Regions from separate parts of the Homo sapiens genome. Here regions 1, 3, 4, 5, 6 and 7 are each linked to region 2. Evidence: chromatin loops called from intact Hi-C (ENCODE). Cell type or tissue: prostate gland. All regions are shown on one strand.

Evidence for each region. A loop is a pair of places that touch in the nucleus more often than their neighbours do. Peaks named below come from ENCODE experiments on the same cell type or tissue, not always from the same donor. Only the 100,000 strongest peaks of a DNase experiment are listed, where the experiment ranks them.
Region 1: a loop joins it to region 2, with 3 times the contacts of the local background. A loop is called at or near these places in 4 of 110 quality-filtered maps.
Region 3: a loop joins it to region 2, with 3 times the contacts of the local background. A loop is called at or near these places in 32 of 110 quality-filtered maps.
Region 4: a loop joins it to region 2, with 5 times the contacts of the local background. A loop is called at or near these places in 10 of 110 quality-filtered maps.
Region 5: a loop joins it to region 2, with 8 times the contacts of the local background. A loop is called at or near these places in 91 of 110 quality-filtered maps.
Region 6: it touches region 2 in a loop (4-fold over the local background); 5 of 110 quality-filtered maps call a loop at or near these places.
Region 7: a loop joins it to region 2, with 2.9 times the contacts of the local background. A loop is called at or near these places in 12 of 110 quality-filtered maps.

Annotation. Positions count from the first base shown.
Region 1 is chr5:67,455,665-67,459,664 of GRCh38, reverse strand. No RefSeq gene overlaps it. Among named protein-coding and RNA genes, the nearest start is that of LINC02242, 190 kb to the left of the region's middle. In prostate gland, no CTCF peak of the experiment used is centred here; no DNase peak of the experiment used is centred here.
Region 2 is chr5:67,244,146-67,248,145 of GRCh38, reverse strand. No RefSeq gene overlaps it. Among named protein-coding and RNA genes, the nearest start is that of TILRLS, 22 kb to the left of the region's middle. In prostate gland, a CTCF peak has its summit at 1,906 (motif pointing left); DNase peaks (open chromatin) are centred at 1,895 and 3,705; H3K27ac peaks cover 878 bases.
Region 3 is chr5:68,458,636-68,462,635 of GRCh38, reverse strand. All of the region lies in intron 3 of LOC105379013 (a long non-coding RNA gene), which reads left to right. Among named protein-coding and RNA genes, the nearest start is that of PIK3R1, 240 kb to the right of the region's middle. In prostate gland, a CTCF peak has its summit at 2,271 (motif pointing right); a DNase peak (open chromatin) is centred at 2,315.
Region 4 is chr5:67,640,719-67,644,718 of GRCh38, reverse strand. All of the region lies in intron 1 of LINC02242 (long intergenic non-protein coding RNA 2242), which reads left to right. Among named protein-coding and RNA genes, the nearest start is that of LINC02242, 4.1 kb to the left of the region's middle. In prostate gland, no CTCF peak of the experiment used is centred here; no DNase peak of the experiment used is centred here.
Region 5 is chr5:68,250,453-68,254,452 of GRCh38, reverse strand. All of the region lies in intron 2 of PIK3R1 (phosphoinositide-3-kinase regulatory subunit 1), which reads right to left. Among named protein-coding and RNA genes, the nearest start is that of PIK3R1, 37 kb to the right of the region's middle. RefSeq lists an enhancer at 3,697-4,000. In prostate gland, a CTCF peak has its summit at 1,592 (motif pointing right); DNase peaks (open chromatin) are centred at 1,612 and 2,343; H3K27ac peaks cover 3,774 bases.
Region 6 is chr5:67,692,229-67,696,228 of GRCh38, reverse strand. No RefSeq gene overlaps it. Among named protein-coding and RNA genes, the nearest start is that of LINC02242, 47 kb to the right of the region's middle. In prostate gland, no CTCF peak of the experiment used is centred here; a DNase peak (open chromatin) is centred at 1,868; H3K27ac peaks cover 3,040 bases.
Region 7 is chr5:67,802,699-67,806,698 of GRCh38, reverse strand. No RefSeq gene overlaps it. Among named protein-coding and RNA genes, the nearest start is that of LINC02997, 11 kb to the right of the region's middle. In prostate gland, no CTCF peak of the experiment used is centred here; no DNase peak of the experiment used is centred here.

The DNA of each region.
Region 1 (4,000 bases), 210 kb before region 2:
GATTTGCCATTCTTTTTAACCAACAGCTTTTCCACTAAGACATTGTTAATGGGACCAACTTTGCTTTATACAACACCTTCCCTGAGAATATTGGGCAGAATCCTGGTGAGCTACTCTCTGCAGTGCAGTACAGCACAGTGTAGAGAGGCATCCACAATGGTAAATAGAGTCTCATCTGCCAAAACTTCATCTTGCAAACAGCAACTCCTAGGATTTTTCCTAGTCTATTTATATGTTACTGAGCAATCAATGAGCTCACTAACCCATGTGCATAGAAGGCACTACTATGGCATCAGCTTTGAGAAAAGAAAAGCTTTACTGCAAGTCAACAGGCAAGAAGACAGGAGGAAAAGCTGAAATCTATTTCCCCAAGCTTAGGGTTGGGACAGGTTTTATAGTCAGAGGGTAATGAAGTGTGCTCTGATTGGATCTTGTGATGTTGTGATGCCAGGAGACCTGCTCGGACTGGATCCTTCGATGAAGTGATGCCAGAGCTCAATCTGATTAGACCTTGGATCCTACATATAGTGTCTGCTTCTTAATTAAATCGCCATTCCTTAGTGTGAGCACTTAGGTTCCACCAGTGCTAATGTTATATGACCTTCAACCTGGGAGGCCATGGCAACTGAAAAACAACTCACAATTTTGTTACATAAAAGTTGAACCAGATTGGTCTGATGTGTTTACACACATGTAACAGCTTTCTTAGGTTTTTAACTATAAGAAACATAATGAACCTGCATGGTCTCAGGTAAATCCAAACCCTACCAACAAAAAGTTAATCTAGTTAATCGTCAGGATAAAGGGACTTGAACTTTTACCTCTTAAGAATTTGTAGCAGCATTCATAATATCAATTCATGACAAAGGTTTTTATTGAAACCTTTCTTGAGGGCAATTGCTAGTAAACCTACTCTAAGTTCTTTCACTCTATTGCCCTAAGAAAATAATTATCAATATATGTAATATTTATTTATGTCACTGTGAATAGTAAAAATATTGGAAACACTCTAAATAGCTATCTAATAGATTGACTCAATAAATAATTTTGTGTATATAATATATATCTATTAAATATGAAGCATAAGAGTATTTACTGACAGAATTGTGTTCATGAACACTATGTAAAATAGAGATTATAAAAGAGTAATTGCTACATGATCCATGTTTAAAAATAAAATATATGGAGAGAAGCATAAGACATAACATATTAATACTATTTACTGTGGGTAATGGAATTATGAATGTTTTCTAATTTATTTAGGATTCCTAATTTTTTTGTACTTATATATATTTCTCCAATTAACATATGCAATGAAAGAAGTTAATTTTTTAATCTGAATTGTTAGAATTATAAATATATATTTCATAATCCAACTTTTGATATAGTAATCCATACTCTGATATTTAAAATTGTATTAATGTGTTTTACTTCTATGTCTTATCTCTCATTAAGATTCCTAGTAGAGATGAGAAAAGTAGGGCAGGGAATCTCTAATGTGGTCCCTATATTATCTGCAAAACATTATGTACAAAAAATGTATTTATTTAGTGTAAATATTTATCTGATATGTTTGTGTATGAGAAAGTGGGCAAAAAACACAGTATGTGATGTGAGAAAGACAGCAAAAAACACAGTTCATTCAACCTTACTACAAGTGTAAAATAAGGCAGCAAGAAAGAATAAGGGGCTATTTTTTGTTTTTGTTAATATCTGGGATGATATATAAAGAGGGAATTTGGATTATAAAATACAGAATCTATTCCAAGGGTACCTCTTCCTATTGGAATTTGGGAATGGTTTAACTGGGTGGTTCTGGTACAGGATCTCTCACGAAGTCACATTTAAATTGTCAGATGTGACTGCAGCATCTAAAGATTTGGCCGACACTGGAGGCTCTCTTTCACTGTGGCTTACTCACATGACTGGCAAATTAGCGCTGGTTTTTGGTAGGAGGTTTCAGTTCCTTCCCATGTGGGCCTCTCCAAAGGTTGCTTGAGTGTCCTCAAAACATGGCTTCTTCTCTGCACACTCCTACATCCCCAGAGAACCAGCAGAATCCATCCTTTTGTGACCTAGGCTTTGAAGTCAAATGCATCATTCCTGCCACACTCTATTCATTAGATTCAAATCATTTTGTTCATCACACATTGAAGGCGGGGAATTTGGCCCTACCTTTTGAAGGGAAGTAAGTGAAAGAATTTTGAACAAATTTTAAAACCACCAAAAGGACTCTTCCTCACCAAGTCTGATCTGGTGACTGCTACTTCTAAATACATAATCCTCCAATAGCAGAGGCTAAAAGCAAAGCCCTGATGTAACACTATTCCCTAGGAAGACCAGCCAGCCACATCATGAAGGATTGATTTCATCGTACCCCTTCCAAAAAGGGTGTATGTATTCTGAATATGGATATTCCCTGCCAACCTACAATGCTTCTGTCATCCCAACCAACTGTGGGGTTGGGATGTTGTGTTCACTTTTATGATATTTCACACACAAAAAAATGCTTTTAACCAAGTAATATTTCACAGCAAAAGAAGTGCAATGATGTTCACTTTGGCATAGAACAATGTAATGGCTTCCTGAGACTTAGTTCCCCTAAAACTAGGAAATACAGTTTGAGAATCAAGGAATGGAAGTAGGAGTGTCTCCCTTTACTACTAAATCTAATAATAGCACGCAGATATTTACTTTTCATTCCTACAGTGTTGAGTTCTGTTGGCTTAGGGGTTCTAGTTCCCAAGGGAGAGATGATTATTTCAGGTGAATTGACAATGATTCCATTAAGATGGAAGTTGAGACTGCCACCTGGCCATTGTGGATTTGAAGCCATACCCCGAAGAGTTAAAGAAACCAGTGACTGATAGAAACTCTTGACCTCACAGGATGACAGATAAGAAAAGATATAACTTGTTGAAATGCTGAAACTCTCTCCTAGTGAGATTAAAATGCTGGCTGAATCCGTTAAAACCAATATGGCTGACTGGAGTCTGCACAGAATGAACTTGCTGGTGTCAGGGACCAAATTTCCACAGCATGTTTCAAACTAACTCCCACTGAAATTGCACATGTGACCCATGAAGAAAAATGAAGAGATAACTCTGCATGCCTGAGGACTTTCCTTGCGTCAATCACCTACTAATCTCAGAATTCATTCCCCAAACTGTTTCTAATAAGAATACAGCCTTAAAGCCAGCACAGGGAGACAGATTTGAGATACACTCCTGTCTCCTTATTGGTCAACCTGCAATAAAAATAATTTGTTTACTCAAAAACCCAGTGTCATAGTATTGGCTTCTAGCACATTGAGCAGTGAGCCCCTTTTCTCAGTAATAGATTCTTCTGCCATGGAACAAATAGTAAAAATGAAAGAATTACTATACTAGCTGGTATGAATATGAGCTCAAGGATCACCTTTTCCCATACCCCTTTTCTTCTCATATCTGCTCTTACCATCAATGCACCCAGAGACTGCATGACTTCCTTCTTTGAACTTCTTCTGTATCTTAGATTCACATCACGACACTTACATACTTTGCTGAGTTTACTTCTGACACATCTGACTTTTAAGGACTTCTAAGGTCTGATTTTTTTCCTCAGCAGCTGACATGGAACAGGTACTTAAGTATGGTGGCTGAAGGACTGAACAGTTAAATGAAAGATTGGCTTATGAGAAAGATGATGGGATAATATCTGCTTCAGCCTCCAACAAAACAATTTAAGAAATAGAATTGGCCCACATATGTGTCGATGGCCTACAAAAGAAAACAGCAGATTTTATTCATTTCAACATGACTACATCTTTCATTGTGCATGAGACAGAAAAACTTTCTTACCCACTCATTTTACAAAATTAGAAAATTAAGGTCCAGAAAAACAAAATCATTTACTTAAGATCACATAGCAGTGTGGCAAAATGAGGGCTAGACTCACATTGTATCAGCTTCAGGCTAATACTCCTCATAATATTGTTGTTTCACAAAATTTATATCAAATG
Region 2 (4,000 bases):
TCCTTTGTGACACTTCTCTCTGAGACGTATAATGATTTCTTTTCTTTTCAGATATTGTATCACCTTCAATTCTGATAACCATAGAACACAGGGGATCTTTTATCATTTTTAAAAAATCATAAAGGATCTGAATCTTTTAAGTATAATCTTTTAAGTGACGAATTGTTTCAAATAAATCACTTAAATCCCTGATGTATTATAGGACTTGACATCAAAATTAAGTACTCAAAATATGCAAGCACAGTATTAGAAATGTCGCATGTATTAGAAATAGCCCACCTGCTCTAACATAAGCTAGGGTGGATGGCGAAGCCCACTCCCCCACCACACACACCACTGCCCCCTATACACAATCTTTCCCCCATATAACTTCCCAGGTGGATACAGAAGCGTCTCTGCAAAATTTGGCTAAAAACCGCTATCTAAATACAATTCAATTAGAAACAAGAAATAAAGAGTTCATCAGATACTTCAAAACAATATAAAGTTGTCGGTTTTATATTGCTGTAGGCTCAGATCCTGCCAACATGTTGAATGTCTAGTATATACCAGGCACTCTCCTTGGAGTCACATATTCCCATTAACATATATTCTTCCAGGCAGGGACCAGCTGATTTCTATATAATGCATTGCATTTCCAGCTGGGTCAATGCCTCTGTAGTGTGAATTATGTGGGAGCTATCACAGCTACAACTTTCATGAGCAACTTGTATTTTCTTCCCCAGGTATAGAAAAACCCAGCAGTCTTCCCAGGCTTCCTGCTTTGTGGATGATGGAATATGTTATAGTATGCTGAGATAGAATTGATAAAAATTACATAAGAAAAGTAGAATGAATATATATATGTATGTCTCTTTCCACTTTCTTTCAAAGCTATCCACAGTATTTTATCTAAATACAAACTGCAAAACAACGTAGGCCTTTTCCCTTTCATTTTATTGCATTTTTTCTCCCTGGAATAATTTCTGAGCTTAACTCCTGATTCTGTCATATAGTGTGGCTTTGTGACAACTGACAACTTATTTAACTTCCTGGAGCCTCGCCTTAAGAATGGAGTTATCAGCATCATCTGATTCAGAGAGTTGCTCTGGGGCTGAAATAAGGGAGAATCAATGTAAAATTCAGGGCGTTAATGCTTTTTTGTGTTAGATCACTTTCTACTCCTGGCCTTTCTTCAAGTGTAAGATTATCTGGACCATTATATCAACACCCTATCTTTGATGTACAAACATGTGAATTATCAGCTTTTCATCTCTCTGTCAGTAAATGGATACCCTATGCACATACAGAATGCACAAACATGAAAATGTCTACTTTAAATAACAATGGTACCAGCAGCACGGAGTCACATAATAGACAACATGTTTTAAAGTAAAGAATCCTCTTCCACGGAGTATTAATTTACCAGCTTTCTACATGCCAAGTTCCCAAAGCAGTCAAGAACATCTCAGACCTGCAGGCTTCATGTTTCCCCTAATGGGGTACTAATTGTTTTCACATAAATGCCCCCACTGTGCAAGCTCTCTATGTAGAATGAAAGTGGGTTGTGGAATGGTAAAAGTAAACCATCTTTCTGATGTCTACAATGTCATGCTTCAGAAGATTCTAGAAAAGGTCTAGCTGGAATTAAATATATTTATATTCAAAAGCTTTAGTATTTAACTTACAAGAATATCAATTGTGAGCCACCTTTCTAAAAAGTATCACCACTTCCCATAATATTTACTTCTTCCTAAAACAATTATGTTCTAAACACACACACACATACACACACACACGCACACTCTGTCTCTCTTTGATAAAAAGTATTTTCTCTGTGAAGGACTCTAATTTTGCATTTTCCTTATTTGCAACCCTGTTTAGGATTTTAAAATGAGGTGTTTTAATAGCGCCACCTGGTGGTAATGATCTACTTCAAGTACCCAACATAACTTCTCTTTCCTCACCTTTTCTCCTGTTTTGTGAGCTGTTTCTTTCATTTGTATTCATGAATCATTCCTTTGCATTAGTGTTGCTGAAGAAAGTAATGATTTTATCAAAACAAAGTAGGCTATTACAAAAAAACTAACAGAAGTGTTAATGTGAGCAGAACAGTAGAACCTGCACACTTAAGGGTATGCCACTCATCAGGGGAAAGAAATGTAACTAAAAATCAACAAAAGGCTGTGAAGAAACAAAAAGGGGAGAGGCAGTAACTCCAAAATGGGCTTTAGACAGAAAACTCACCTGATGTAGGGCATGTTGGCCAACATTTTCCTTTTATATATCTGCCACATTTTCTGCCTTGTGGCCAGTCTGAAAAAACTAAGCAGCCCAGTACAGCAGGCAAATGCTTCTCAGTCACAAACAATGGAATATTGAAGCCATTGATATTCCTCTCACAGCGGCAGGAACCATAGCAGGTGCTAAAGGAATTGGTTGTTTATGAAGAAATAATCAAATATTCCCTCCCTCCTTCCTTCCTTCCTTCCTTCCTTCCTTCCTTCCTTCCTTCCTCATTTCTGCCGCTTCTCACACAGCTACCAGCATCCCTCTCCCCAGGCATCAGAGTGCTACTTGGGGAAAATAATAATAATGTAGGATTTTTTTTCCCTAAATCACTTCAACTCCAAGGACCCATTAGCAACTTATGCCCCTTTACAGATCTCGCCAGTTGATCATCAAGAAAGGCAACTTTAGAGATGATGCAATCAGGGCAAAAAAAAAAAAAAAAGAACAAGTAACTGCAGATATCTTTTTAATTTTTTTTTTTTGTATGTACCTTTTTGAGAATTAGGTCATTAAATTCATTGAAAATTCCATTCTTCATCCAGCCTTTGAAAGTTCTCATCTTGTTCAACTTTGAAACAGATCATAAGGTGGATTCACATGGTGAAAAATGGGAGGGACAGAATGAAGACTTGACAACAATGAAGAGATAATGTCTACCTGGAGGCTAACCAATGGCACCCAGGCTGCTGAAAGAAATTCCTTCAGCAGGGGCCCAGGGAAGAAGCCTAATTTAAAGGTCAGAATCAGACACACAGACACACACGTACACACACACATGTACACACATTAATCTACACAATCACCAGAGCAATCATCTAGCCCATTTGCATCAGCATAAGGTTTCACCTAAACTCTCTGCACTGACCTTTTATGGAAGATGTTTGCTTTCTAGGGCCTGAGACCTGGGACCAGCTCCCAGAGACGAGGGTACAGGGGAAAGGACCTGAAAGTCAAGTTTTATGGAAGATGAAATGGAGAGAAAAAAAATATTTGTTTATTGGTGATTTTAGTTAACGGGAACAATAGCTTTGCATTGACAGACAATAAGTGAGGGGAAAATAGTGGTGGGGTGGCGGTGTGAGGAAGCCGACATGGATAGAGCAGCCAAAGGAAGCTCTGAATAGGCTCTGGAAAAAACTACAACCCAACAAACTATTCCATGACTGTAAGGCGCTGGAAGCCTGCCAAAGTCAGACATACATTCTCACTGACCTTTTTAGACCTGATTGACTCCCAATCAGACTATGAAGACTGTGACCGAGGAGTGAATTCCTGTTCCTTCCTGGTGATCCTGCATTACTTTCCAGTAAGTTCTCTCATGGTCCAATTGTTCTTTTATCTGCACAGGAAGGGAATGTGTGATTCCTTTTGGAAACTGGAGTACTGTGGGAGCCAGGCCCACTCTCCTGGCTGCTGGAGATCTGAGCATACCCAGGTCTGGAAAGAAGCCAAGTCATGGGGACTGTGATGCAACAGCTCACCTTACCACCAGGCTAGATGGTAGCTTTGACTTTCTAAGACCCAATAGCCTGTTAGTGACCATCAAACAGAAATTGTCATAACTTCAATGGTATAAAACTGGGTTCAGGAAACTACAGATTGTGGGCCAAGTCAGACCTATACCTATGTTTGTAAATAAACCTTTATTGGAACACAGCCACACTCGTTTATTTAAGTATCCTCTACCACTGCTTTCGCACAACAAGGGCAGAGTTGAGCAACTGCAACA
Region 3 (4,000 bases), 1.2 Mb before region 2:
CGTGCTGTTCTCGTGATAGTGAATAAGTCTTATGAGATCTGATGGTTTTAAAAAGAGGGGTTCCACTGAACAAGCTCTCTCTCTTTGCCTGCTCCATCCATGTAAGCCATGACTTGCTCCTCCTTGCCTTCCACCATGATTGTGAGGCTTCTCCACCCACATGGAACTGTGAGTTGAATTAAACCTCTTTCTTTTGGAAATTACCCAGTCTCTGTTATGTCTTTATCAGCAGTGTGAAAACGAACTAATACATACTCTTTACACAATAGTCAGCCTGATCTTAGTAAAATATAAATCTCAGAGCTCTTCATTGCTCCCCCTTGCCCACATAATTAAGCCCAAAGTTGTTCACATGGCCTATAAGCTCTGAATGAGCTGCTGCATGCCTTCCTTTCCAGCTTTATCTCATTCCATTTTTCCCCTAATCCCCTTTATCCCAGCCATGCTAGAAACTACTCCTAAACCTCAGCACCTTGGCAAATGCTGGTTTCACTGCCTGAAACAGTCTTCTCCTTCCTCTCTTCTTAACCAGTTCTAATCTCAATGCCATTTCTCTGGAAAAGGCTGCTGTAATATACCAGACAAGGCCCCTTTATTTCCTGAGCCACCTCTCACACCTGGACACCTTATACTCTATCCTTTGCCTTTTCAGCATTTGTCTTTGTCATCACCTAATTAAGCATTTAATGTTAATGATTAACTGAAGGTCAGATTCCCTCCCTAGACTATAAGCTCCATGAGGACAGGGACCATGGCTGTTTGGTTCACCACTATAGCTTATCATAGGGCCTGACACAAGTTTTGACTGATTATCCTTTGTTCTGGGCTGGAGGGACAGGCAGAGGGGAAACTTAAAGAAAAATAGAGATGTTTTCCAGGCTTTTGAGCAGGTTTACAGATTTCATTTTAGACGAAAATCTTTACATTTCAGCAGTTGACCATCTGTCATACCATTAAGGCAGTATCTCTTGCAGGTGAAGATACAGCAAAAAGTTGGGCAATTTTAAAAAAAAAATCTGGTTTATGTAAAGAACAAAATCTGAAAGAGAAAAAAACAAAAGAAAGCTTCCCTGTTTTTTTCAACAAGGAGTTTCATGAAAAAAATAATAAAAGGAGGGAAGAAACCATGCTAGATTAAAGAGCTTTAAGGGACATAATACTAGATGCAATGCAGGGCCCTAGGTTTGAGTTCGGTTTGGACAAACCAACTGGAAAGGACATTTTTGGGGACGAGCAGGAGGAATTTGAATACAGACTGGGTTTTAGATAAGATGAAAATTTATTGGCAAGGAAAGATGGAGATCATTAACTAAAAAAAGCAGGTTACAAACAGCATGTACAACATGATCTCATTTTGGTAAAAATATGTATATGTATATTTATACACGCATAGAAAAAGCTTTAAGGATATACACACAGGTGTTAACAGTGGTAATCTATGGGTGGTAGGAATATGGTGCTATCGTTTTCTTATTTTTCTTTATCTGAATTTATAACTTTCGACAAGGCACAAATGCTGCTTTTGTAATAATAAAAATTAAAACATGAATTCATTTTAGAAAATTTTAAAGCAGGCTTAAGCAGACCCAGATTTTCACTGAAAGCTGTCCAGGACATTTTTTCTACGTCCTCCACCTTAGAAATGAATAATGTGTCCCAACTTCTGAGTAGGTCTCCGCATGAAGGATTAAAAATTTTTGCAGTCCTTGAACTAAAAGTGAATCAATCAGATATTGAGCATGCATACATTTTCCACTAGCAATGTCAGTAAAGGACCTTCACATCAGTAGCAGGAAAGGTTGCAAGAAAGTAACCCTCACAGGAGGTGCTCACATCATTACCAGGCAACTTCTACACAGCCATTTCCCACTCTAGTGGAAAAATCCACAGTTCATCAACTGTTAAGGATAGTAAGTACATAGAAAATTTAGAAAATGCGGAGTTCCAATGTTATCTGAGAAGTGAAGGAAAGAGAGTTTTGAAGAAAACCATAAAAGACTAGAAAGGTCACCACTGGACACTATTAAGCTGAATATCAGGGATTTGTAACCAAGCCCCAGCCTTATCCCAAAGGAACTGGAAAAGTTCCCAGCCATGGTGGTCCTTATATTCTTTATCTGTAAAATTAGGTCTAGATGAAGTCTAACATTTTTATTTGCTTCACAGCATGGTTCATTACATAACAAAATATTATGTTGCACACTAAGTCACAACATTAAATATAATAAGAGAATTTTGCAAATATCCTCTTCCTGGATTCTTACACGGTGGAGGAAGTTGCCTGTAGAGGGCACTAGTCAGTTAATAACATCTGAATCAGTTTGACTTAAAAGCAAGAAAGGACCTTAGGGGTCACATAGTGGATCCCTCTCTTACAGAGAAGAAACTGAGCCCTAGTGAGATTAGGCGACTTGCTCAGAATCACACAGTTGGCATTTTCACAGAGCTGAGATGGAAAAAAGAACTCTGGTTCATGTTAAAAAACAAAAACCAAACCCAAAAACCTTACAAAGGCCTAGAAATTGAATTGCATTTAGTTGTTCTTTTAATGAATCACCCACCGTGAAAAATAATAAAAAGATTACCACCACCATAAAAAAGGAGACCATCCTAGGAAGCCTACTCTTCAGGACACTAGGAGACAATTAATTCCAGTGTCACTCCCAGCCACAGGGTTATTCAGTGAAATTCCCTTGGCCCATAACCATTTTGTTGATAACCTTTGCTGTCTAAACATCCCTTTGCCAAATTTACACGGCACTCAGATTGCACTGGGGGACAGGATGGTATATAAGAGAGGGGACGGACTTGTTTTTCTTCCTCTCAGCCCCATCAACAGCAGTTAAGTGTCAACCAATGGATTGGATCTACTTCATTCACTGGTTAAAATTAGGCAAACAACTGGACTGGCAATGAGGCTCCCTGAGGCTGGTGTCTGGTTATTTCAGTCACCTTACAATCAGATTAGATCTATCCACCTTGCAAGATTGCCCCTTCCTTGCCAACATACTAGAAACCAGTTTATCTGTTCAAATACTGCATATGGACCCAGACTCTGTAAAACCATGACTAGGATGTTTGATGTGTTATCTTAGGGTTTTTCTGTTTGTTGCTGTTTTGAGAAATAGACATGTAGGTGGTAACATGCTGCAGTAGAACCATCGACTTTGGAGCCCACTAGACAAGGCTTAAATTCTGCCTCCACTTGTGTGTCAGCTGGGTCTCCTCACTGTATTGCTTGACTCTGAGTATCAGATTTCTCATCACGGTATTTACCTTACAGACTGAGGATTAAAGGAGAAAGTTCATATGAAGTGCCTAGATCAGCACCTGGCACTGTACAAATGAGTCTCCCACTTGAAGAATATGGCTGGCTTTCAGAATTAGGAGAGAGTAAGCAGTAGAATTCCACCATGTAATGAATTCAAGGTCATGGCTATTGAAGGAAGGTATTGTCTTTAAAACGTCCCATGAAAAATAGCTTAGATAAACATTCTAGTAGATAAGCTTCAGAAAAGTAATTTTTAACCTACTCCAAACTAATGCCATGGTGTTCTCATTGTTCCTCTACTTTTATAAACAGTGGCATTACTAAATTACAGCCTAAATTCCCCCATGCATTTTAGTGGTGATCCAAGAGCATGCTCAGTTAAAAACATGGGTGGAAGGATTTAGGAGAGTTAGCCACCTCTCCCTACACAATATTTCTAGGGTGCAGAGACAACACTTCTGCTTCCTTTTAAACCCAGTATTTGCTTAGTTTTCAGAAAGAATGAGGCAGTCCCCAAAGGCATGTTGGTCTAAGCATAGAAGCACCATAGTGATGGCATGTTTTCCTAGTTTTACACAGTTGATTTATACCCACTGAGTGCATAGTATGTCTAGGGCACTGGTCATGTATTATTTCATTCAAACTCTACCACAACTTGATGAAGGAGTCACTATTATCAACTTCCATATATTGATGGAGAGGCTGAGGTTTGGAGAAAGTATGTTGCTC
Region 4 (4,000 bases), 400 kb before region 2:
TGTAAGGGGCCCACCCTTGTGACTTCATCTAACCCTAATTACCTCCTAAAGGCTCTACACCCAAATACAATCACACTGTGGTTAAGGCTTCAATATAAGAATTTTGGGAGGACTCAGACTTCATTCCATCATATCATTTTACAGATGAGAAACCGTAACTCAGGGAAGTTTAATGATTTTTCCAAAGTCAGAGGTCCTGGAGGAGTCAGAGCTCAAGTCTAGTTCTTACCATAAGCCCATGATTCTCTCTTTTAAGGGCCACTGCCTCTTCTCGTGTTACAGCACATAAATAACTACTGCCCCAGGGCTGAATAAATGGGCCCATTTGCATAAGCAGGACTCCATTTGCATAAGCAGTACAAAAAAGGCAGGACTCCTCAGAAACATACAAAGCCTTTCACAATGTCAACATGAAGGTAAATTTCTACTTTCATTTTTAGGGTTTTTAAATTGCTTTTTTAAATTAGACATGGTTTTTAAAGTTTTCTCTGTACTAGCGACTCTATCTTCACCTGTTACTCTCTTCCTTTAAGTTGAAGGAATGAAGGCTCTGTGAGAAAGAATAGCACAAGTCGGCCACATACCAAGTAAAATGAAACAGAATTTGAACTCAGACCAGGCTATCTCTTTTGTACCCACAGGAAAGCCCAGTTCTTAGTATGGCCATTGAGAAACTATTCTGTGCTCTTACATTTGATCTGCCTGCTCCAGACCACATGGGTCAGAATAGCATCCTCTTCTCCCATAGAAGTGGAAAACATATGAACATGGAAAACTTACAGCCTCAGTCACTCATTCTTCTCTCCTAAGTTAAAAATAGTAATTCATATAACATATATATATACACATATATATACACACACACACATATATATATACGTGTGTGTGTGTGTGTGTGTGTGTGTGTGTAAGTTTTTTAAGTCCTTAAAGGCCATATGTTTTTCCTGGATTTGATGAGTCCTTTAATCCCCAAATATTTCTGTAATTTGTCATTAAGCTTCAGAACTCCTAGAATGCTCATATGAAGTCAATCCAAATTCCAAACATAATGAGATTTATCTACTTCTAATCTCTGTATCTATTTTTAACTGAAATATCTTATTTATTTTCAAGACAGAACACATTGCCATAATATACCACTGCAGCTCATTCAAAATCCTCGTAGATCAGGGTATAGGACAGAATAGGAGGATACACGTTAACCAGAAACTGCCTTGTCTTTTATTTCTTAAGTTGATCTACAGAACAAAAGAAGAACTGCATGGTTTAGACATTATATAGATGAATTCAAACTCAAAGCTGTGTTTAAATTTGTACGCCTGTCAGTGCAGGATTATGCTTCATAATTTGTAGTGCCTTTCTCTGTTCTGCCCCACCCCAGGCCAAAGCAAAACAAGTCAGAACAAACCAAAAAAGAAAAAAAAATTTACTTTATTTGATGAAAATAATAAACGTGGAGCATTCTTTAAATTCACATGATAACCATTTTTTTCCTGGCACCCACCATATATAAAAAATTTGCATGTATTAATATCTAGTGTGACATACAGTGAGAAGCTTCAGAGGAGTCCCTTTAGAAGGCCTGGCACTAGTAATGCCGGTAATACCATCACCCTTTGTCATTTTTTTCCTGGAAATGGACTTGTCTCTTAAGGTTGACTGGGGAAGAGAAGAAATGCTGGACAGACACCACTCAAGTGCCCACCATAGTTTTAGCATCTACAATATAAAGGATTTAGACTGAGAATGCTAAGGACCATTTAAGCTCTAATATTCTGTGATGATCTGATTTTCGCCCTATGTAATACACCATTTTGCTAAATCCGATCATGTTCTTTTTCCTTTGCAGAAACCGAAACTACTTTACATGGAGTAGGCTATGTAATATGATTTCCCTGTTAGCAAAATAAAACGATTCATTTTTGCGGTTTAAAATCAATTCACAGCAAATCAGTGCTAGAAAAAGGATTCAGTTATTTTCTTCTTTGGCCTCTAATTCTGGACTCACGAGCCACAGATTACATCACACAGACTGTTAGTTGTCCATCTTATTTCTAACTGGCTTCAGAAATTGTCTGGGTCTGCGCTAGAGCACTGAAGAAAAAAATATAGGCACATCACATTTTCAGGAATCCAGAGGTGCTGTGAAATAAATATTTTCCAACTTTAAAATGTACTAAGGCACCTTGTTATTTAAAGTATTGATACAGCAAATGATCCTTTTCTTTAGGAGATAATCACTCTGCTGGCTTTTTAATTTGGCAAGTCTAAATTTTCCTCAGTTGGATTTAAAGCAGATTATGCTTGTGAGTAAATAGAGAGTGTTAAGCTCAGGAGAGTGATAAAATTCCTGGTGAACTGTCCATGGCTTGCTTTTGGTCCCCACAGTAGCAATGCTGTAGGAATTTCTCATCAGCATTAAGTTTAGAAGTTAAGACTCCTGGATATGACATTACTCATCTTAAGAATACCTATTTATTGCACATTTATTTGTCTGAGGCTACTTTCAGAGGGTTATTATTGTGGTACTTAAGCAAGATTTACAGAAACTTTTTAAAATTTAATCTTTAATTAACAAATGACAGCTGTATATATTTATGGGAAACAATGTGATATTATGATACATGTATACATTGTGTAATGATTAAATTAGGCTAAATAGCATCACCATTACCTCACATACTTATTACTTTGTGGTGAGAACATTTAAAATCTACTCTTTTAGCAATTTTGAACTATACATTATTATTAACTAAGGTCAGCATACTGTGCAATAGATCACTAGAATTTATTCTTTCTAACTGAACTTTGTACCCTTTGACAATCATATCTCCTTTCCTGTCCATCCTCTAACCCCCATCTTCCAGTAATCACAATTCTACTCCCCACTTCTATGAGTTCGACTTTTTTTTTTTTTTTTTTTTTTTTTTGAGGCTGAGTCTCGCACTGTTGCCCAGGCTGGAGTGCAGTGGTGTGATCTTGGCTCACTGCAACCTCCGCCTCCCGGGTTCAAGTGATTCTCCTGCCTCAGCCTTCCGAGTAGCTGGGATTATAGGTGCCTGCCACCACGCCCAGCTGATTTTTGCATTTTTAGTAGAGATGGGGTTTCACCATGCTGGCCAGGCTGGTCTCAAACTCCTGACCTCAAGTGATCCACCCACCTCGGCCTCCCAAAGTGCTGGGATTACAGGCGTGAGCCACCACACCTGGCTGAGTTTGACTTTTATAGATTCCTAATACAAGTGAATTCATGTGATATTTGCTTTTCTGTGCCTGGCTTATTTCACTTAGCATAGTATCCTCTAGATTCATCTGTATTGTCACAAGTGACAGGATTTCCTTCTTTTTAAAGACTGAGTAGTATTCCATTGTATATTCACACCACATTTTCTTTATCCATTCATCTTGATGGGCATGTCAGTTGTTTCAATACCTTGGCTATTGTGAATAGTGCTGCAATAAACATGAGAATGCAGGTATCCCTTTGACATATTAATTTCATTTCTTCTGCATATATGTCTAGAAGTGGGATTGCTGGATCATACAATAATTCTATTGTCAGTTTTTTGAGAAACCTTCATATTGTTTTCTAAGATGGCTGTATCAATTTACATTCTGACCAACAGTCTAGAAAGGTTCTCTTTCTCCACATCCTCACCAACACTTGTTTTCTTTCACCGTTTAAGTCTGAGAATATTTATTCTTTTTTAAAAATGTTTTTAATTTCAATAGCTTTAGGGGTACAAGTGGATTTTAGTTACATGAATGAATCGTATAGTGGTGAAGTCTGGGATTTTAGTGCACCTGTCACCCCAAATACTGTGCGTTGTACCCAATAAGTAGTTTTTCATCCCTCACCCCTTCTGAGTCTCTGATGTTCATTATACCACTCTGTATGCTTTTGCATACCCACAGCTTAGCTTCCACTTATGAGTGAGAATATGCAGTATTTGGTTTTGATTCCCGAGATATTTCACTTAGAATAATGGTCTCTGGCTTC
Region 5 (4,000 bases), 1.0 Mb before region 2:
CCAGCCATGGATCATTCATTCCTTTGGGGGTTTTATTTTTTATTTGTTGGAAGAGTAGATGATCCCTCTGGTCCTTTTCAAATCTAAAATCCCATGATTCGAAACTCTTTTCAGTAAACTTCCAATTTTCCATACTAATTGATGAAGAGAGAGAACAAGAGAAGGGGCTTGACCATACAAAACAATGAAACATCTCAACAGTTTATATGTAAGTTAAGGATGCAGAATCATTCTTTTCTTGGGAATAAGTCTCTCCTGGTTTATCTTTGTATTTGGCAACTGCCAGAGAACAGGGAGTTCACAGAGCAATCCTGAGAAGTTTGCTCCAACACTGACTGGTCAACTGATTTATACAACATTCGAGTGTGCAGACTCACATTTACTTGCTGCATTTATGACCAAAGGGCAAACATTTAAAAATCACTCAAGATTCTGGAAAGGTTATAAAATACAAAAAAAAAAAAAAAAAGGGGGTCCACGGGAAAATAAAAAACATGACATTTATTAGCTCTTTTCTTGGAGTGGATATACATGGGTTTATAGTTCATTGTTTTCAGTCATCCTATGACTAAATAAGCTTTCCACCTGCTTAGTCAAGTGCTGAGAGAATATGACTACACCAAAGGATGTATGAAGCATGCATTTAATTTATCATAAAGAACTGTAATAAGGCAAATGTGCGCAGCTGGAACTAACTTGTACCAGATTTCGCCAATCCCCAAGCTCATAGTAGATACTTGCTAACACCTCCAGAAGTTCCGGCTGTTTTTAATTAATAGCTCATGTTGGGGGCATCTTGCCTGACTTACTAGAATGTCATTTTATTTAAAATAGGGTTCTGAACCTTAAAAAAAAATAGATCCCTTTATTTTTAAGTCAAGTAAATGATCCAAATAGAAATTTAAGTTTGGCTCTTTTAAAGGCAGCAATATTTCACATTGAATGTGCTCCCGAGGCCAGAGGAAATGTTCTTTCCTTTCCTAAAATTTCTAGCCAAGTACTCACAAACCCAGTTTCTTCCCAAGAATATTTGTTTTTTTATTTCTCAGAGCCTAGTTTTAAAAGGCTGGAACCTTTCACAAGTCAGAATAATTCCATTTGCTAGCTGGCTCTTTCTCCAAGTCCAGCTTGAATCCTATGGGACACATAAATCCTTGTCTGAAATGTAGGATAAGTGTCATGAAACATGCTAGGAAATTGGTAAACCACAGCTCAAAGCATAAATACAAAGATATAAGCGAAATCTACTCTAAAGTAAAACTATGACAAGCAGAAATACCACAATGCATTAATTCTTTAGCTAAGGTAACAAAAATATTCAAGGAAAAAGTATGTGTGTTATGACAAATCTGGGGAGAAAATAAAAATGCAACGTAGATAAAAATTAGTATTGCTAGGAGAAGAGACAAGGTAAATAAATGCACACTTGCCCTGAATTACCTAAGCCAGACATAAAGTCAATTTTTCCTGTCAAGTACTGTGTCAGGTGCCATCTGGGAAAAAAAACTGGGAGCATCTGAGAAAGGTGGAATCTGAGGGAGAAAAGGCAGAAAAGGGCATATTTTACAGCTACCATGCCGTATAGCCAATTGCCACTGGATGGCAGCGGGGTTTTACTTAGCAAAGTTGCTAAGAGCATTAGGATTGGTCATTCAATATCTGCCCTACATGTTCGGCCCCAGTAACTCAAGGTTTCAGGGAAATACAAAGTAGCTCCTTCCCACCCCCAAAATTGGGGATCTGTCCTAGAAATTGCAAATCTTTGTTCTGATTATCAGTAAATCCCTTGAAAATTACTAATTTACTATCAGAGTAAATTAAATTGGGAACTAAAATTAGAACTTCTAATAACTTCTACAATTTTGAAATTCAGAAAGCAAGCACACATGTAATCACATTTGCACGCACACATCCCTACAGTTTACTATTGCAATATTATCATCTTGAGCCCAGTACAACAAATTGGAACCACATTTTATTCTACTTTTTCTTGTTAACTTGATGGCTTCACCACACTTTTAAATGCTACACACTCCCTTCCCTCTCCCTTGGCATCTGATCCCCCCACTTTTTTTTTTTTGTAAATTCAGTAATCTCACCAGCAACAAGCTTTGCTTTCAAATAAGCATATCTGCCAACTTAAACAGCATCTCCTAAGGCAGCGGAGTAATGAAAGACACATGTAGGTACTTGCCTGTCATCAGATGCAAGCTCACGTCTGCCTGAAATTGGGCCTGTAATTCTGCTGATCCTCGGGTTCAGGACAGCATGGCCGAGAGTGGTCTACAATGCGGCCCTTAGTCTAAACAGCAGATGAAGGATGCAAGGGGCCAACCTTTTTCATCCCTGCTGGGCTCTTGACCAGTTGTTGCTCTTTAGTTCAAGGGGGAGATGTGAGGGATTGCTCAAACACTTGGCAGACAGAAAGGTCTTAAGACAGCAAGTAGTGAATTCTACCTCATTCCTGCTGATGAACTTGAGGCAGTGCTTTCCAAGCCCAAACTCATGATCCAACCAGAACATCTCCAAGAACAGTCACTCCTGCACACAGCCAAGGCTCCACCACCCCCAACCGGGTGAGGGCCCTACACAACTCCTGATCTGAGCCCCTCCTCAGATGAGACAGAGTTTGCTCCTTTCCCTCTCATAATGCAGTCAACTGTGTGATTTCCTTTGGGGAAATACAAACATTTTGTTTAAAAACTTGCAAAGTCTGAAGAATGGAAAAGTGTGAAAAGGCTGAAAAACTTGAAAGAAAGGAGTTGTAGTTCTGTCCATAAAAAAAGCTTCCTACTTTTTTGCAGCTGGGGCTACCATCAGAAATCAGTGGCTGATTCATCCAGGCCTACAGGAATCCCCTCTTTCCACCCCGCCCCCACCACCTACAGACTGACTTGAGCACCCTTTTATGCCCTTCCTGTAAGTGTTAGTGAACGGCTTACAAACGTTCAGTGCCCTTAGTTCTGCCAAACAAGTAAAAACTTCAAGGGTTGTGAGGGCTCACGAAGACATACTCATTATAAAAATTATTATTTTTTTAAAAAAGGAACCTAACAGGGTCCACTGAAAAACCAACTCATCAACACAGTTTATATCTTCCATCTTCTGAACTGGCAGCCTAAAAGTCATCTCAAGCACAGGGCTACCAGAGATGTGCTGCAAAGTGTTTTTTTTAAGAGGTTTCCACCAGACATTATTAAATTACTATTTTAAAATTAAATCTAGGATCCAGGAATTTTACCTTCCATAATAACAAGGGTGAGAGTAACTAATATAACCACTGTATCCTCCACCTTGAAGAATCTCTTCAGATAGTTGAAGTAGGATCCTTATCAGAAAGCGGTGGCAGTAACCCATTGTGTGCTGACTGGTTTTTATCCTATCTGGAAATCAATCATTTCCCTCCCTTTCCTTCTCCCTTGGGGAATTACAAAACAGACACGGAGCACCAGATTAACTTTCCTTTGTTCACAAAACGAAAACATACACACTCTCTTAAAATTATCTTCTGAAGGATATGAATTAGGCTTCCTCTTGAGCTCAGTACTGCTGGTAAGCAGGTTCTGAAGTCTCATAACTAATCTAAAGAACTCCAAGAGCACCAATTCAAGCTCCTCAAGTAGTGCTGGTTTTAGGAACTTAGGGCTGAGGACACATAGGCCTGCTAACAAAGCAAGGGCTCTCCTCGCAGGGCTGAATGCTAATAATAGGAAGTCTCCAACTTACATGTGGATTGTGTTTCCAAAGCTCATTTGTAAGCTGGCTGTGCGAAATCCAGAACACATTTTCCCCAAAAAAGCTTTATAAATGGTGGTTAGGTCCTGAGATTAGATCCCCAAAGTCTATTTCACTCAAGTGATTTTGCATGACTACATTGGCAATGACTGCAAACGGGCATGTTTTGGTGACATAAAGGGTAATATAAACTTCAGTAAACAAACATGGAAAACTAACTCACTTATCATAGCTTCTATTATATGTCTAAGTCTATCAAGGCCAA
Region 6 (4,000 bases), 450 kb before region 2:
GCACATGCTCTTGTATATTTACCAGAAGCAATTGAAGCAGTGAAGGAAGAAGTGATAGAAGTCACTGAAAACTTCACTATATAAAAAGTCTTTTTTATATCTTGAACTAGGAAAGGCTGGACTAAAGTTCTGCCAACAGCGAGGCTCACTCCATTAGTTATAACTCTTCTTCCTACTGCTTGGCAAATCAAGATATAAGAGTCCTTCTGGGGGAGCCACTTTTAACTCCTCTGGGGGAGTTGAAAAGCAAATATCATGTTAATCTTAAAAATCAGTTTCTCTATTTCATTATTTTTGAACCTACAATTCAATATATGTTCATTGAATTACAGAGTCTATTATTTATTTGAAGCTTGTTATGGGTTAAATTGTGTCCTTCCAAAATTCTTATGTTGAAATCCTAATCCCAAGTATCCCATAATGGGACCAAGTACCTCAGAATGGGAAATAGAGTCATTGCAGATGTAATTAATTAAGAGATGTAATTAATTAAGATACTGGAGTAAGATGGGTCCCTAATCCAGTATGACTGGTGTCCTTCTGAAAAAGCAAAATGTGGACATAGATACACACACAGAGAAATGTCATATGAAGAGAGAGGGCAGAGATGTAAAAGCCGAGGAACATTAAATATTGCCAGCAAACTGCCAGGAGAGAGGTTTGGAACAGATTTTCCTGCACAGCCCTCAGCAGGAACCAATCCCACTGACATCTTGATTTTGGGTTTCCAGTCTCCAGAACTGTGACACAATAAGTCTCTGTTGTTTAAGCCACCCAGTTTGTGGTTCTTATACTAGCCCTAGCAAACTAATACAAAGCCTGAGCAGACACAAATTATATTAGCCACAATAATTTAGCAATATTTTCAGTTTTGCATTAATGAAAGTACAGCCCAATTTGTCCACCCTTTGGAATTTTGCCAGCATAAACCCTCATCCCATCAAAATCATCACAAATTAGGAAGAGAAAACAAAGGGTGGGGGCAAAAGGGGTGTAAACACATGCTCATTTTTCTGAAGAGGCCGAAGGAGTGCTTCTTCATGTAGGCATATTTCCAAAGAGGCTGAAGAAAAAAATATGTATTCAAAAAGAACATTTACTCCTGTTGTTAAGTCAATGCCTCACAACATCACTACAGTATCAGACACGAAAATTAGGCCAGAATTATGCAGTTGAGTCTAATGCTGTCTGTTCAGGCTTCAGTGATAGACAAAAAGAAATAGTTGCATTTTGTATGGTAATTGGCTGGAGATGTGCAGTACGCATTTACAAACCATGTCAGGACATTTTTGCATATCAGAAAACAATCTAACACATTTCATGAGACACTTGTGCAGTCCATGAATTTTAATTATCTATGAAGCCTTGGACAAAGAGTACAATACGAAACACTTCAATAATAGCAATAATAAATAATCTTTATCTTGCCATTGTTGGTGTCAATCACAAAATTTCATCTTTATTAATATTACATCATTATTTTATGAGAATAATTACTACTTTGTAGTATGAGTAAAATATGTGCTTATGGAAATATGAGACAAGGGCTGTATATTTCTTCTATTCAGCTGACACAGTGGAATCCAATAAAATAGAGAATGGAATGAGACTGAGTATGAAAGAGAAACACCAATTTCTTGTTTGTTCTTTTCAAAGTTGTACAAAACCCAAAGGACAAACCAGCTCAAACAACAATCTCTCCAAACTTGATCTGGTAGTTTGCCTTCAAGGAACATGTACTGAATGAGACACTAGGTTCCACACAGCTGGCCAAGGACTTTGGAAATCATTGCTCCTATTTTTAACCCCACATTCTTGAGCTGCCCACCCCCACCCTACCCAATCACACAGCTCAAGATTCCTTCTGAGCAATTCGGACTGGACAGAGCAGCACGTGGTATCCACGCAGCCAGACCCTAGCCAGCCTCACTTCCAAAACCTGTCAGTTAAAACTAATTTAGGGGTGAATCACGGGACCTCTGCTCACCACCCAATCTGTTTAGGAACATTGCTCTGTCCTTTTAACAGCCAGAGCTGCAGGCAACATGTACTCTGTTATGAGAGGGTAAGGAGTGTTCAGCTCACTTAGAATCTGATTGGCAGAGCAGCCTTAATACTTTATAATAGTTCTTAGAAATGTTTACGGAACGCAGTGTTTTGCACTGCAGTATAAAGCACACTATGTGCAGCCATACCCTAACCAGTTGTAGATCTGCTTGGGCAGAGGAATCTGTTTTCCCAAGAAGGGCAGTCTCTCTCTTTACTCCAAGAACTATAGAAGAGGCATTGAATTTAAATTGAAACAAGAGAGACTTAAATCAGATTTAAAGAGTTTAGGCCACTAAACTATAAATTTTTTGAAAATTTTTTATTTATTTTAATTTAAACTCTGAGATACACGGGCAGAACGTACAGGTTTGTTACATAGGTATACATATGCCCTGGTGGTTTGCTGCACCTATGAACCCATCATCTAGGTTTTAAGCCCCACCTGGATTAGGTATTTGTCCTAATGCTCTCCCTCCCCTAGCCCCCCAACCCCCGACAGGACCCAGTGTGTGATGTTCCCCTCCCTGTGACCATGTGTTCTCACTGTTCATCTTCCACTTATGAGTGAGAACATGCAGTGTTTGGATTTCAGAGTCTCTTTGTGGAGTTTTAAACAGTGACAAAGAGATGTATCTTTCACCCATTTTGGAATACCTAAATTAGTGCATTTGAGAAGACAAAGAAAAAATATAAGACTAAATGGTAGTGTTTTGTAGTTTTATGACTCTATGTTCTTTTCTGTTGTTATGAAATTGCTGTTGCTCTTTGGAGGAAGAAATCAGTTTTTCTAACTCTTGATGAATAAATGCTTCACATCTCACCCACGCGCACTCTTCCTTTAGGTGGTTTTGCTGTTAATTCGCTTTAACTACCTCTTTCTTCTCTGTGTTTGGTCTTCTAAAACTGGTTCTGCATAATAAATCCTAATAGTCCTGTTGTGGATGAAGAACTAAATTTAAAAATGTAACTTCTCACCAAGATGTCCCTGAAAGTTAACAAGGAAACCTCTGCTCCTCCCAAAGTCAAGATAAAGCAAAGTCTTTGAAGGCCAAAAAGGCAGTGCAGAAAAGTATCCACAACCATACTCAAAAGATCCTCACACTACTCCACTTCTGGTGGCCCAAGACTCTGCAGCTTTTAAGGCAGCAAAATGTCCTTAGAAAAGTACCACCAGGAGAAGCAAGCTTGATCACTCTGCCATCATGTTCCACTTGAATCAGACAAGAATAGGGAAGACAATACATATGTGTTCATTTTAGATGTCAAAACCAACATGCACCAGTTCCAAAGGCTGTGAAGAAGCTTCATGACACTAACATGGCCAAGATCAACACACTGATCAGGCCTGATGAACAAAAAAAGGCTTGACTATGATGCTTTGGATGTTGCCAACAAAATTGGGATCATCGAAAGAACACTCAGATGGCTAATTTTAAATACAAAAATTTCAGATTTCTTTGTGATTCTGTGATTAGTTCAGCTTGACAAGAAGAAGAGAGAAAGGAAAATGGCATTTCTGTCCTCATGTTTCTCCTCTTTGTGCATCTAGATGATGAATGGTGGGTGAATGGGGGCAAAAGGTCTTGGTCAATAAAAGAAAATCTGAAAATCTTCCTGAGGCCATCTGTGTCTAGGTTTTAAATTCTTCGCTCGGTGGAAGAGATTTGATGATGAGAATTCAGAGATACAATCCTTTTCTTATCCTACCTATGTCAATAGCTCTTGATTCAAATGCTATTATTAAATTATTTTTTCATTCATTCAGCAAAGATTCATTGAGCACATATTATGTGCTAGCTTTCACTCTAGCTCCAGGGTTACAGCTCTGAAACACTTGACAAATGTTTCTACCTTCATAGACTTCACTTGTACTAAGAAGAGATGGACATTAGACAAGTAAATAAGTGGATTCAGTAGAATGTCAGATGGCTGAAAATGTTATGGAGAAAAA
Region 7 (4,000 bases), 560 kb before region 2:
AGTGAAAAATAAGCCCTTCCCAGACAAACCCAAAGCCCTTAGAGTGGAGGCAAATCCTCCTCTGGACACAGATACTAAAGGATTCTGAGTTGACAAGATGAATTCAGCTGTTTCTACATCTTAAATAGTGTGACACAGTGAAATGATCAGTAGATTAGAAGCCTCGTATTCTGTTCCCAGCTCTGCTTCCTTGGGTAAATCAGTGCATTTTTCTGGGTCCCAGCTTTCTTACCTGTAAAAATGGCCACATTCAAAGCAAGCCAGAGTGTTTTAGTTTCTAAGCTTCTCCGTAACTTAGTTACTCACTAACTGCTTTAAGTAAAGGAGGCACAAAGTAATGTTTTACATTTTCAGGAATGCATATCCCTGGCCAATGCCATATCCCTTTTTGGTGGTCTAAGTTGCTTGTTTGCATCTGAATGCCCTGGACAAGCCACACATGGATTTCTTTGTTTAAGAGAAGAAGCACATGATAGTCCTTTGTCTGCATAGAGGTGGATTCTAGCATAGAAGCCATGCCCCACATGGGGCCTTTGTGGTGCTCTGTTGTCTACCATGGGTCCTCTGATGCGTGACTGCCTAATAGGACCATTAGCAGCCTGAACCACCTGATTTTTCAGTGTTTGTGCCTTCTGGTTTCAAGGCTGCCACTTCTCTTGACAAGTGGTGTCTGTAAATACGCAGACCTCTGTGGCCGCCTGGATTTATGAAGTAATGCTTTGACTAACCCATCCACTTAATGGTCCCTGGCTCCTGGTGGCTCCTCACACCTGTCCCAGATCCTGGGAGACTGCCTCCATTCTCAACGCACTTGGTTAGCTCAGGCCCAACACCTTGGCCTTTGTCTATGACTCACTATCTCCCACTGTCAAGATAACATGCAGATAGGATTATACAGAATGGTTCTTGACTGGCCTGAAAGAGGCTGTTCACTCAGTTGGAGGCTGAGAAGAGTTATCAATGTTAATTACTAAAGCTGCATTCATTTCTTGCTATTTGGTGTGTTCTAAAAACCCTACTAGGATAAAGGAATGGAAAGGATTTGAACTTGTTCTGCCTTTCTGATTAAAAACGGGCTTAAGAAATTTGCTCTAGTTTAGACCTATGCTTAAGGTCTAGTGCCACCACCTTTATTATAGGAGGCAACTTGAGCTAAGCAAAATGAATCGGAGCTGCATATTGTAGGCAAGGACTATTACTTGTGTTATTTTTGGCTGCCAACAAAATACCAGGAAAATTACAAAGTAATAGTTACCGCTGTGAAAGAGAATAAGAAATAAAATTAACTTTTTATGCCTAAGGAAAAGCTTTCCATTCCCGTTATTTTTACAGGGCAGTACAGGAGCCGTCTGTGGGTCTTGGCACCAGATATCACATAAACAATCATTTGCACACACTAGGAATCCAAATATATTCTGTTCCTGGGGTCTGCATCTATTACCTTGACAGGAACAGAGAAAGAGTTTTAATCAGATTTATTTTATATGTAGAAATTGCCTCTTTTGTCAGCAGGAAAGAAATCTAGTCAAATGGATAATCTTATAAAAAGTAACATAAGCATGTCTAGAACCAAATCACACCCTATAAGACTCAGCCTTTCTTTCTTTTCTCCCACTTGCCCCAAATTTACCACACAAACTTGGAAATGAGCTGCCTTCTCATTGCTTAAAGCACTGACGGGATCCCACAGAAGAGGAGAAAAGTTGTTGTCCAATTAAGCTCCACGTGTGCATTCAACTCTTGTTGAAAAATTTAAAGAAGAAAAGGCTTCAGGCGGTAGTACAACATTTAACATGTCCTCATAGCCTTTCCTACTTTACTTCAGGGTCAAAATCTGTAGAGTCCAGACGGCATTGATGGAGCATCCTGGAGTTTATAGAAGGTTGTCTGTCTGGAGCTGGGAAAAGTCCACAGACTAGGAAAAGGATATATATTATTATAAGGAATTGGCTTCCATGATTCTAAAGGCTGAGAAGTCTCAAGGTCTGTGGTCAGCAAGCTGGAGACCCACCCAGGAGAGCCAACGGTGCAGTTCCAGTCTGAGTCTGAAGGCCTGCAAAACAGAAGAGCCAATGGTTTCAGTCTGAGTCCAAGTCCGAAGGCAGGAGAAAACCTATTTCCCAGCTCAGAAACACCATCATAGACACACCAAGAAAAATCTTTAATCAAATACCTGGGAACCCTCTAGTCCAATCAATGTAACATAAAAAAATTATCCATCACATGGAAACAGTAAAGAAATGTAAGACATGATTTATAAATTCATTGATTCAGTTCAATTTAGGACCAGATGAATTCACAGATGAGAAAACATACTCAGATTGGTGTGGCTCACTTTGACTACAATTTATTTCTGGAGAGCCTATCACTGACCTGGCCAGTATTTGAGGCAGCCAAAGGAGTTTGCTTTATTCGGTCCCTACACAATGAGAAGATTAGACTGTAAGCTCCTCTGGGAGTAATGACACATCCTGTACTTTAGTTCTGGCTATGAAGACACTGTAGAAAAACCTAAATCTCCTTATTTTTAGCTCTGAGCTATCTTTGTTATGTTTTGTCTAGTGGCCAGTGTGGTGTTCTGTTTTGGAAAGGAGCAGGAAGGTAAGGGGTCAAGAACAAAATGCAAATATCTTTGAATGGTGTTTGTGATGAGCAGCCCAGGTTACTTCTAGGTGAATTGTGGTGGCCATTTTCATTGAGTAGGTGACAAGTGTCTGAACCCCGTGGCGAAAAACAGAGAATTTTGTAACCAAAAATTTGGATTCAATTCTGGCTCTGCCGTTTCCTACTAGCGAGACTTTTAGCATGTTCCTTAACCTCTCTGAGTCAAATTTTATTCATCTGTTAAACCAGGATAATAATACTTGTTTGTCATCTTGTCTTACGCAGTATTTGAGAAGGTCAAAAAAAGATAATGAAAGGGATTTGTAAATATAATGTAGAATGTGAAATAAATACATCCATTCCGCAAACATTACTTGACACTAGGATGAATGAAGCCGACTTCAGCTCTCAAAAATTTAATAATCTAATCTAATAACCATCTGTGTGTGTGCTTGTTTATGAGGGGAAGCATACTCACTGAGGTCTGGGGACCAAGGGTAACTGGTAAATGATGCCTAGAGAAGCAACTTTAAAAGCAAGGGCAATAGAAATAGCCAGTCTCATAGGTTAAATTCCTTTCAGATTTGGTGCCCAGAAAACAAGTACAGGAGTGAGTGGAGGGTTGGAAGAGTTTCTATCAGAAGCAAAGTAAATACCTATGATACGGTTTGGCTGTGTCCCCACCCAAATCTCAACTTGAATTGTATCTATCTGCCAGAATTCTCACATGTTGTGAGAGGGACTGAGGGGGAGGTAATTGAATCATGGGGGCCAGTCTTTCCCGTGTTATTCTTGTGATAGTGAATAAATGTCACAAGATCTCCTGCGATTATCGGGTTTCAGCTTTTGCATCCTTCTCATTTTCTCTTGCTGCCACCATGTAAGAAGTACCTTTTGCCTCCCGCCTGATTCTGAGGCCTCCCCAACCATGTGGAACTGTAAGTCCAATTAAACTTCTTTTTCTTTTCAGTCTCGGGTATGTCTTTATCAGCAGTGTGAAAATGGTCTAATACAACCTATTCTGGTCATCTCTGTATAACTAACTCAGAACTTTGAGAGTTCAGATCCTGTGCTTGTGGTCTACTTTCTAAATGTCAGTCTTTCTTCTTTCATTATCACTTTCTAGGAAGTCCAATTAGAAAAACTGAAATTGAGATTAGAAAATCACTTTGACTTCAAAGGGGTATTGGATGGCCTATGGTTTTTATTCATCTAATGATTCTTAGTTCAAGTATGAATATACAGATATATTTTAAATTGTCCCATCGCCTTTTAACATTAATACACAAATGTGTCTATTGGTTCTAGACTCCCACCTGTTTCACAGTGAGAAGACCAGTCTTACAGATCCCTCTTTAACTATTTCTAGGAATCTATGAGCATACACACATATGTG